Regions from separate parts of the Homo sapiens genome. Here region 2 is linked to region 1. The links are chromatin contacts, found by Hi-C or POLR2A ChIA-PET in ENCODE. All regions are on one chromosome and are shown on one strand. Each heading gives the region's core, a stretch centred on a gene start or an enhancer-like site at or near the end of the contact. The rest is flanking DNA. Distances are from core to core; before and after follow the strand shown. Region 1 overlaps PEX14 (peroxisomal biogenesis factor 14). Region 2 holds the start of CLCN6 (chloride voltage-gated channel 6).

Region 1 (4,776 bases), core at 1,134-3,633:
GCACCGCACTGACTACTAAATAGAACTTCTTCTGTCGTAATTTACTTTTATTTTCATTCTTTTGTTTTGTTTTGTTTTGTTTTGTTTTGTTTTGTTTTAGAGACAGGGCCTTGCTCTGTTGCTCAGGCTGGAGTGCAGTGGCCTGATCATAGCTCACTGCAGCCTCAAACTCCTGAGCTCAAGCAATCCTCTGGCTTCTGCCTCCTGAGCAGCTGAGAGTATAGGCATGAGGCACCAAGCCCGGCTAATGTTAAAATTTATAATAGAGATGGGGTCTCTCTATTTTGTGCAGGCTGGTCTCAAACTCCTGGCCTCAAGTGATCCCCCGACCTTGGCCTCCCAAAGTGCTGGGATGATAGGCATGAGCCACTGCACCTGGCCAGTAACTTACTTTTTTAATAAGGGGAAAAATTATTTCAAAGTGATCATCTAGTCTGGGACAAAGAATAAGATTATTTGCCTTTAGTGTAGAGACCAGGCAACTTCCATTAAGGAATTGTATGAAAAATATGCATTCAGTTAAAAACAAAAAGAATATGTATTTCCCGAAGCTTAAATGAAAAAATTAACAATAATAAACACAAAAACAAAACAACTTAGCAGTGTGTTCCCCCAACACTGAAATATCCCATTCCTCAAGGCCTGGCTTCAAGTTTCCCAAAAGCCATCCCTAAGTGGCCCTCGCCCTCCGCAGAGCTCTTCCTGCTCTGAATAACTTGGGGCTCTCTTCTACGCCCAACCAGGCAGCTCTGCACCAAATGATACACAATGTTGTGCTATTTGCTAAAATTACATACAGTCGTGTGCAGTTTGCTCTTATTTCATATGTATAAATGCCTTTTCTTCCCAAAGTAAAACACGTGAATTACTCAAGAACAAGGTTTAGTTTTATTCCTCAATTGTCTGTTCCCCATCCTCAGGCCTGAGCTGAGCTAAGCTGAGCATGCAGGAGACAGCAAATACACATGGCCTGAGAAAGCTCCCTCCCTGTGGAAGGGCTGACTGCTGTGTGTTTTCACAAACCGCAACACCACCACACTGAGCTGTGGGGCTTTCTGTGCAAGGGGGCTGCCCATCTTGTGCCCCCGCCCTGCCACACGAGTCCTCAGCGGGCTCCTCTGCCTGACACCCTCCCAACACCACTCCCAGGAGGAAGAAGCAGTTCACACAAGACCACGCGACTCAGCTGGTGCCCCCGTTTAATCAGGCTGCTGCAAATGCTTGGCCAAAAGCAATAAGGGCATGACTGAGAGACTGTGGGAGTTTAATATAAAAAATTTAATAAACAAAAAAGTGGGGGAAGGAGAAAGGGTCTACCTTTTAATAGGGCCCTAATTACCCAACTCATAGGATCAGCCCAAATGAGATGGGAGTTTATTTCGGGGGTTTTTTTAATTATTATTTTATATATATATATAAATTGCCGCTATGTGTTTTCTTTCCTCTGAGCAATTATGCAGCAAGTACGTAAAGAGGAGAAAAAATATTAATTAAATATAAGGTAATTGTGGAGTTGGCCTGGAGAGAATGAGTCTGAACTCTGGACGATCACAGGCTACTAGGGTTTGAAGACTGCTCAGGGCCTCCCAGAAAAGAAAGAAATAAAAATACAACCAACCAACAAGCAGATGCACAGTACAGCAGGAAGAGCAGGGCACAGAAACACTAGCAGAGCAAGGGGTCTGCAGGGCTCCAAATACCAGAAATCAGTGAGCTGGCCAACTGCTCAGGGCTCCCAAAGAGCTTGTCGAATCAAGCCCCAAAAGATGGACTGGCCACTCCTCCGATGACCAGTTAAATGGGTACATCAAAATTTGAAAAGAGAGAGGAAGGAAAGGACTGCAGCGGCCTATGGTGTTCAATCTGCACTTCAGTCTAAAACAACCACAACTTCGGCCTGAGGGGCACTGAGGCAGGCCCCAGGGAAGCAGGCAGACGTCCGGAGAGACTAGCAAGGTGGGGCCTCCTGGGCTTTCCCACCACCATGACCTCAAGGAAGGAACTGGGCAATACCAAAAGAGTGAAACGAGGCCACCGTGGGAGTGCTGGGATATAAGCCCGTAACTGGTGACGTAACAGCAGGTGACATGAATGACAACACTGCTCCCCTGAAACAGTCCCAGCAGTGCTTGTATCACCTCGGCCTTTCTACAGACAGCTCAACTGGATCCAACTCGCCCTCAGCCTGGGAAAGCCTTCGTACACACTGGAATTCAGACGTGTTCATACCCGCTAAGTCCCTCACGTCATCTCCTCCCGCGACTGCCAGAAGGGGAGTGAAGCAGAACAGGTGAAACCACAGGCCCTGCTGAAACAAAGCCTTGGCAGTACAGCCCTACGCCTGCTATCGCTACGCAGGAAGAAAAAGCTCTGAAAAGTTAAACCTAGAGCTGGCTCTCCCATCAAACTTATCTGGTTTATACAGAGCCAGTCTTACTACCCAGCCAAGAGGACTTACAGCAGGCCCTGAAAAGCAAAAAAGAATGAAAATGGGGTGGGCAGCCTGGGACTCTGGCCACCAAATGAAAAGCACTTGGGAGAGAAAATTACCTGCAGTGCTTAATAGGCCTCTTCCCTATCCATAGTCTAAGAAGACAGCGTTGGGAATGACAATCACACAATTACTGACCAGGCAAAACCAGAATTCCATCGCTTACCTGTTCTTTAAAGACCACTGAGGCGCTCGCACCCTGAGGGGCAGAGCAGAGGGCGGCTACTTCAAACAATCTAGAAGCCCAGCCACCTCACTCCACCTCAGCCTCCCACGGGCGCAGGAATCTCACTAATTACTATTGATCAGCCACAAACAAAGTGGTGCAGGACCATCTGGGGTGGATGCTTTTAGTCCTAGAAAGGACCAGCCTTTACTAAGGAGAGATCTCACTCGTCCCCACACGCGAGAAGAGAAGTCAGAGGTCACTGACAGAGGCAGTCTCTAGGTAACAGCTACTTTTAAAGGGACACTACTGACGCAGAACCATAGGAACAGAAGGTTTCTTTTCACTCGCGTGGCATTTTAATTACTAGAAAGTGATACCACATATCTTGGGTACTTACCAGCGGCTCTCGAGGCAGCACATTTTCACTTCCTGGAGTAGAGCTTGGCTGCAGAGAAAAATGGAAACAAAAATAAGATCACAGTGCCACCCAATGGACATCAAAAAACCAAAGATGTTCCGTTCTCAAACGATGCACGCTGGCACCTCTTTCTCACATCTCTCACTGGTTTTTCACGACACAAGAGTATTTTGCAGTGGACTACCTGTAAAAAGTAGCCCAAAGAGTCTGAATTCACCAGGGAAGATGAAGACTGTTTCTGGGTTCACTTGTCACACCACTCCAAGAACAAGGCTTGGTTCTGCTCAGGAAGGCCCACGATCACCTACTGAGCAGCAAGGGCTGGGGACCATCCCAAAATCCACGGGAAGAGTAGAGTCCAGAGAAAAGGCCTGAAGAGAGAGCACAACACCTCCTCTTTCTGCCACCTCCCCAACGTCAGGGGACTGGGAAGAAAAGTCGCGCAGCAGTGGAGAACCAGATTCCACCACCAGGGGGCCCCAGCTGCCCACGCTCAGGATTTTCTCTGGGCATCTAGTTTCTGGAGCCCAGAAGCCAGTAAACTACACAGGTTCCTATTCATCACCTGCCACTAAGGACACCACCCCACAATAGTAAAGAAAGCCCCAGGCTTAAATCCTTCTTGGAAATAAGCTAGTGACAGGCTGGCATATAAGCAGACCAACCTCCAGGCGAGCAGGCAGCACTGTGGCCGAGGCCCTGGCTCTAGCCCGTTTCCTCTTCCTTGGGGCCACTACCTCACCCTCACAGGCGCCTTCGACCCTTGACTGATCTGGCCAAAATTTAGAGAAAGGGAGAGGCAGAGGTAGAGACAGATTCTGAAGAAATTTACAAATCTCCAAAAGAATAAAGTAAGCAGGTATGCTGCTAAGTGAGCTATGATTAGTTTACTGTGACTGATGGTCAGGCCAATTGCCATCTATCTACAGTTAATATCCAGACAAGTGCAGCAAAATCTGTGTGTCCCAGGAGACAGCCTGCAGCCTCCATTCTCCCGGCTATTACAGATCAGATGGAAGTGCCAGGCCGCCTTGGAAAAGGACAGAGGCCCGGTCTGCAGAGGGTTCCCAAAAATTCCTCATGCCCAGCTACTACCACATTAGCTGGCACACAGCACAGTGGCAAGCACTCTGCTGGGTGAAGGCCTCTATCCCTCCATCCGAAGTCCTGTCCCAAGAGCCTCACCACCCCAGGACAAGAGGTCAGCCAGCAGGAAACGATCTAGAAAGTGAGGGTCCGTCTCAGGGAATGTGAGCAAGCTTCCCCTGCCTCCCTGCCTCCTGTCCTCCCAAAGCTCCAGGCATTGGTAACTTCAAACCTTTAGAGCTCCAGCCCACACCCCTCTGAGATACACATCCGACTGCCTTCCTGCCTCTTCTTGGAGTTAAGCTGCCCTGGAGCAGACTCACAGTCCTCTCTGACACATATGTCTTCTTCCAGCATTCCCTCTTGGCATGAATGGGACAAACTTCACCAAATGATGTAAACTAGAATCCAAAAGGCCATCTTGAGACAGCTCTTTCTCCCTCGCTCCCAGAGCTAACTCATTACATCAAGTCTGCCATACTCCTTCCTCAATATCCATGGAAGAGTGGTGTAAATGCCAGCACTTTGGGAGGCCCAGGAGGATGGATTGCTTGAGCCCAGGAGTTTGAAACCAGCCTGGGCAACATGGCAAATCCTCGTCTCTACAAAAAA
Region 2 (4,776 bases), core at 1,031-3,530, 1.3 Mb before region 1:
CCATTAGAGATGCATATAGAATTATGGGTGAAATAATATGATGTACAGAATTTCTTTCAAAATAACATGGGAAGGGCGGCCAGGTATGGTAGATCATGACTGTAATCCCAGAACTTTGGGAGGCTGACATGGGAGGATCGCTGGTGTCAAGGAGTTCGAGAACAGCCTGGGCAACATAGGGAGACTGTCTTTACTTTAAAACACACACACACACACACACACACACACACACACACACACACAAACACACACACACATACAATAAAAAATAATAATATGAGAAAGGAGAAGTGGATAACGAAAGCACAGACAAAAGAAGACTGGGCTTGAGCTAAATCACTGTGGAAGCTGTGTGATGAGGACAAGGGGTTTCAACAGATTATTCTGTTTTTGCATATAGTTGAAATCCTTCATAATAAAAGTTAAACAAAAAAGTGCTACAAATCCTAACGCTGACACTAAATTCTACAGCATGAAGAATTTATGGAAGAGTGAGACTCTGTCAAAAAAAAGAAAAGGTTGTGGAAAATTACCTAATGATACAAAAAGTATAATAAAGGGGGTGAGTGGGACAGGTTAAAATAGATGATTTAGTGGAATCTCATTTTTGTTACTTAAAAAAAGCATGTATCATGTATATAAAAGCATGGGTAAGGATGTAGAAAGATACTTAGTAAGGTGTTAACAGTCATCTTTTAATGAATGGAGTTATAGGCTTTTCTCTACCTTCTTTATTACGTTTAAGAATTTAATGATAAAAAGTCACGCATGTTGTTTCACCCCAGCAGTGTTGGCTTTACTAAAAACACATACTCTAAGAATCCCATACATGAAAGGTGGAACTTAATCAAGAACATGTCAGAGAGAAGCTGCTTGAGCAAGAAAATATCTGAAAAGCAAGCTCTCCTAGAAGAGAAGCAAGGCCTCCTTAACAGTTTATAAGCACACACCTGTTAGGGGCACATACTGCCTGCCAGTGCCTTTCACTCTAAGTCTCTCTGTAAGCTGTAAAAGCAAACAGTTTAATGGCAAATACATACTCTATCCAGGTTAAGGTGCCACAGATTTATAAACGTGTAAAAACACCAGACCTTGTTTTGGGGTTAAGGTGAGAAAAGGGCTTGCTAAACAGTCTCTTTCCTAGAAGGAAGTTCTCTTACCCACTCACTCCCTGGGACAGAAGGTCAAAGAGCATCTCTGGTTGGAATCATAATGCTTCGGCCTGAAGTGACCAGGCCACTCACTACTTTAGTTGCCCAAGCAGTATCAAAGGAGCTCACCTCATAGTCTTTCCTTGGAAGAATCTCATCCTCCTCCTCCTGTGTTTCTCCAAGGATGGTCTAGAAAAACAGATCCGCAGAGGGAGCCTTTTTTAGTGGTTAGGAGTGGAAGGAGGCAGAAGTATTTACTGAAATCAGTGGCTAGCTTCTAAATCATCTGGAGCCATTATCAAATAGGAACCAGCCCTCAAAAAAAACCTTTCAGGGGTGAGGGACCATGTGGGTGAGGATCTACAGCCATCAGCTGAGCTCTTCATTTCCACTGATAGTCTCCAAATAACCACCCTCCTCTTCAGGACACCTCAAAGATGTCCAACGCCAGCTGAAAAGGGGGGTAAAAATGCAGGTTCCATTTGACAGTGTGACGTATCTGAAATCAGAAAGGACTTGTCAACTCTGGGAACACAACTCAAGTTTTCCCAGGATGCTTTGCAGGGGGAAGCTGGACTGTCAGTGACCCAGAAAGGGTGAGGGATAGAGTGAGAAAGGACTGGAGAAGCTAAAACAGCAGCATGATAAGCACAAAGTCCTGTGAGGAAGCTCATTCTGAAAACGCTTGTTTCATTCCAAACTCTTTTCAGATGGAAATAAAAGGAAACATGGGTGGGATTTACTGGAGCTGGCCTGGATTCTCCCTCAGATTCCAGGAGGGGTTATGAGAAAAGACCCCAGACTTAGGCACGTGAAGCAGGGTAGACGCTTCGAGAGCCCTGGCTGCGGTCCCCAGGCCCCACCCGCTGCCACCTGCGGGCCCAGATTGGCCCGGCCCCACCCCCGGCAACGCCTCTCTCAGTCCCTTAGCAACCGCCCCCTCCCCAGGCCGACTCCGCCGGCTTCTTACCAGCTCCTCGGGGGTGCGGGTCTCACGCTCACCGCAGCAGCAGCACCACCTGCAGCAGCAGCACAGAGACCCCCTGCACCCCGCCATCTTCCTCCTTTACTGCCACTCTGGACCCCTCTACCAACCCCCTCCCAGCCAGGATCTGCGCCTCACGTGACTGGCCCCGGGACGGTCACGTGGCCCTCTCGAGCTCTGGGACTGAGACCAGGAGTGGCTGCAGACGGGTGGGGCGAGGACTCGCGTCACATGACGATAAAGGCACGGCCTCCAACGAGACCTGTGGGCACGGCCATGTTGGGGGCGGGGCTTCCGGTCACCCGCGCCGGTGGTTTCCGCCCTGTAGGCCCGCCTCTCCAGCAACCTGACACCTGCGCCGCGCCCCTTCACTGCGTTCCCCGCCCCTGCAGCGGCCACAGTGGTGCGGCCGGCGGCCGAGCGTTCTGAGTCACCCGGGACTGGAGGGTGAGTGACGGCGAGGCCGGGGTCGCCGGGAGGGAGATCCTGGAGCCGGCAAACAACCTCCCGGGGGCAAGGACGTGCTTGTGGGCGGGGAGCGCTGGAGGCCGGCCTGCCTCTCTTCTTGGGGGGGGCTGCCGCCTCCCTTGCGCACCCTTCGCGGGATTAGTGTAACTCCCAATGGCTACCACTTCCAGCGACCGCCAACCCTCAAGCGAAGACTGACTTTGGCTCCCTGCCTGGACGGAGGGGCCCCTGAGCCAGGGGTGACGATCCCGCCCCTCTGACCGGCCCAGGCCCGTGTCCTCGCCCCCATCGGTGACTCAGTGACCTGGTGACTGGATTCTCGGCCACCTGGGCGCCGAGACGGCTTCCGGCTCCTGCCTTTTAAACCTGCCTCCCCGGCGATCACCTGGAGAAGAGCGCTGGGCCCGGGGCACTGCGGTCCCTGGCGCCCACTGCGTCCCGCTGCGCACGGGGGTCCGCCGGGACCTTTCTGGGAGTCGTAGGCTTAGTATCCCAGTGCTTGGCGCAGACTAGTTGTTCAGTAAGTGGCAGAGGCTTATTTTGAGAGAGTGGCAGCACCTGGCCCTTTGGCGCTCAGTGAATGTTGGCTATCACCGTGTGCCAAACTCTGGGGATACCCCAGGCAGGACACCGGTCCTGTCTCAGGGAACTGGGGAAAGAGAAAGGAGACAGGCCTTTTCACCCACAGTTACAACCCAGGGTGCTATGGGAGTCCAGCTGATAACGGATAAATCGTGGGAGTTGGCTTACAAATATGGCACATGCGTGGCATATACTAGGAATGCAATAAGTCTTTGAAAATCAGAGGGTTTACAGGTGGTTCAGCTTCCTCCTACTCTAGGTTCTGTTCCAGCAAGCAATTAACGAGGTGCGCCCTTAAACGCTGGAGGAAAGCCAACTGGCTGCTCTTGCTGTTACTCCTCCCCCCCGCCCCCGTTCCTCACTCCCCACAGCCATCCCCACTGAGAATCTGGAGTTTGAGGTCAGAATGAAAGAGAGCAGCCCTAGAGGGAGAAAGCTTTGGCCCAGGGTTCTTAGTCTGGAATCAACTCCTTGTCTTTGGATGTATCCCCGTGTAGTCTGTGCACCTGTGTGTGTATTTCAGGGGAAGGGAGCAGTGCATTTAATCAGATTGTCAAAAGAGTCTAAGACCCCAAATGGTTAGGTACACAGGGTTAGTGGTGGACAGTCTGAAAGAAATGAACCTCACCTGGGCTTTCCTCTGTTGTGCCATGTCACCACACACCCATTCACTACTGTGTGTTTGCCCATTGCTGTGCAAGTGTTTTGTTTGTTTTTAAGTGTTTGTCTTATTTTCTTAACCAGACTGCCAGATGACCCTATGCCCTCTGTTGGCCTGTCTGTGCCCTGGTGGCTCTGATTACTTGTTTCTGTTTTTTGTTTTTGTTTTTTTTTTTGAGATGGAGTTTTGCTTTTGTCGCCCAGGCTGGAGTGCTATGGCACAATCTTGGTTCACTGCAACCTCTGCCTTCCGGGTTCAAGCGATTCTCCTGCCTCAGCCTCCAGAGTAGCTGGGATTACAGGCGCCCGCCACCAAACCTGGCTAATTTTTATATTTTTAGTAGAGTCGGGATTTCACCATGTTGGCCAGGCTGGTCTCAAACTCCTGGCCTCAGGTGATCCACCCACCTCGGCCTCCCAAAGTGCTGGGATTACAGGTGTGTTTTTTGTTTTTTTAAGAGATGGAGTCTCGCTATGTTGCCCAGGCTGGCCTTGAACTCCTGGGCTCAGGCAATCCTTCTGCCTCAGCCTTCCCAGTAGCTGGGTCACTGTGATGATTTGAATTGAATTCTGTGATGTGTAAGAAGAGCAGCCTGCAAGGCAAGCACAGATGGGGCAGCTTTTGTTCTGAGAAATTCGTGCCCTTACTGAACTTGGGTCTGGCTATTTTTGGAACATGGCCAGCATCAAGTTCTAACCCACAACACGGTCTTTTTGGAGTAGCATGAATTCAGGAGAAATCTGGCTGCATAGTCAAGCCCTCACCCCTTCCATCCTGTGCACGAACTGTTTCAAGTAACAGATGTTCCAGGCAGAGCCAGCCAGAGTGAGCTGTTCCTTCTCTGGAGGGTGATCTGGTATCCCTGAACGCCTGTTGGCCTCATCTCCACCAACCCCTGCAGTCTCTGCCCCTGAGTCCCCCTCCTTCCA

The links. A loop is a pair of places that touch in the nucleus more often than their neighbours do. ChIA-PET counts read pairs that join two places held with the same protein, here RNA polymerase II (POLR2A). Pooled maps may share reads with other maps.
Region 2: a pooled map shows a loop between it and region 1 (6-fold over the local background). The contact joins the promoter of CLCN6 here to the enhancer-like site in region 1. A Hi-C loop is called at or near these places in 1 of 37 single-sample maps with no recorded cell type and 2 of 50 pooled maps. POLR2A ChIA-PET finds 5 or more read pairs at or near these places in 2 of 52 experiments (RWPE1 and activated T-cell).

Annotation. Positions count from the first base shown.
Region 1 is chr1:10,493,603-10,498,378 of GRCh38, reverse strand. It overlaps PEX14 (peroxisomal biogenesis factor 14), which reads right to left. Exons shown (of 9, transcript NM_004565.3): 2 at 3,058-3,105. Among named protein-coding and RNA genes, the nearest start is that of PEX14, 21 kb to the right of the region's middle. RefSeq lists an enhancer at 2,891-2,950 and a silencer at 3,413-3,707. Within about 2 kb of position 2,383, at least 20 of the 41 ENCODE cell types and tissues checked have a DNase peak (open chromatin) inside an H3K27ac peak, as active enhancers do.
Region 2 is chr1:11,803,695-11,808,470 of GRCh38, reverse strand. CLCN6 (chloride voltage-gated channel 6) reads right to left here and starts at 2,280. Exons shown (of 23, transcript NM_001286.5): 1 at 2,122-2,280; 2 at 1,281-1,340. The coding sequence starts at 2,208. It overlaps MTHFR (methylenetetrahydrofolate reductase), which reads left to right and starts at 2,507. Exons shown (of 12, transcript NM_005957.5): 1 at 2,507-2,583. RefSeq lists enhancers at 1,733-1,802, 2,253-2,332, 2,343-2,452, 1,650-2,635, 4,577-4,636 and 1 more and silencers at 1,983-2,032, 2,703-2,752, 2,773-2,822.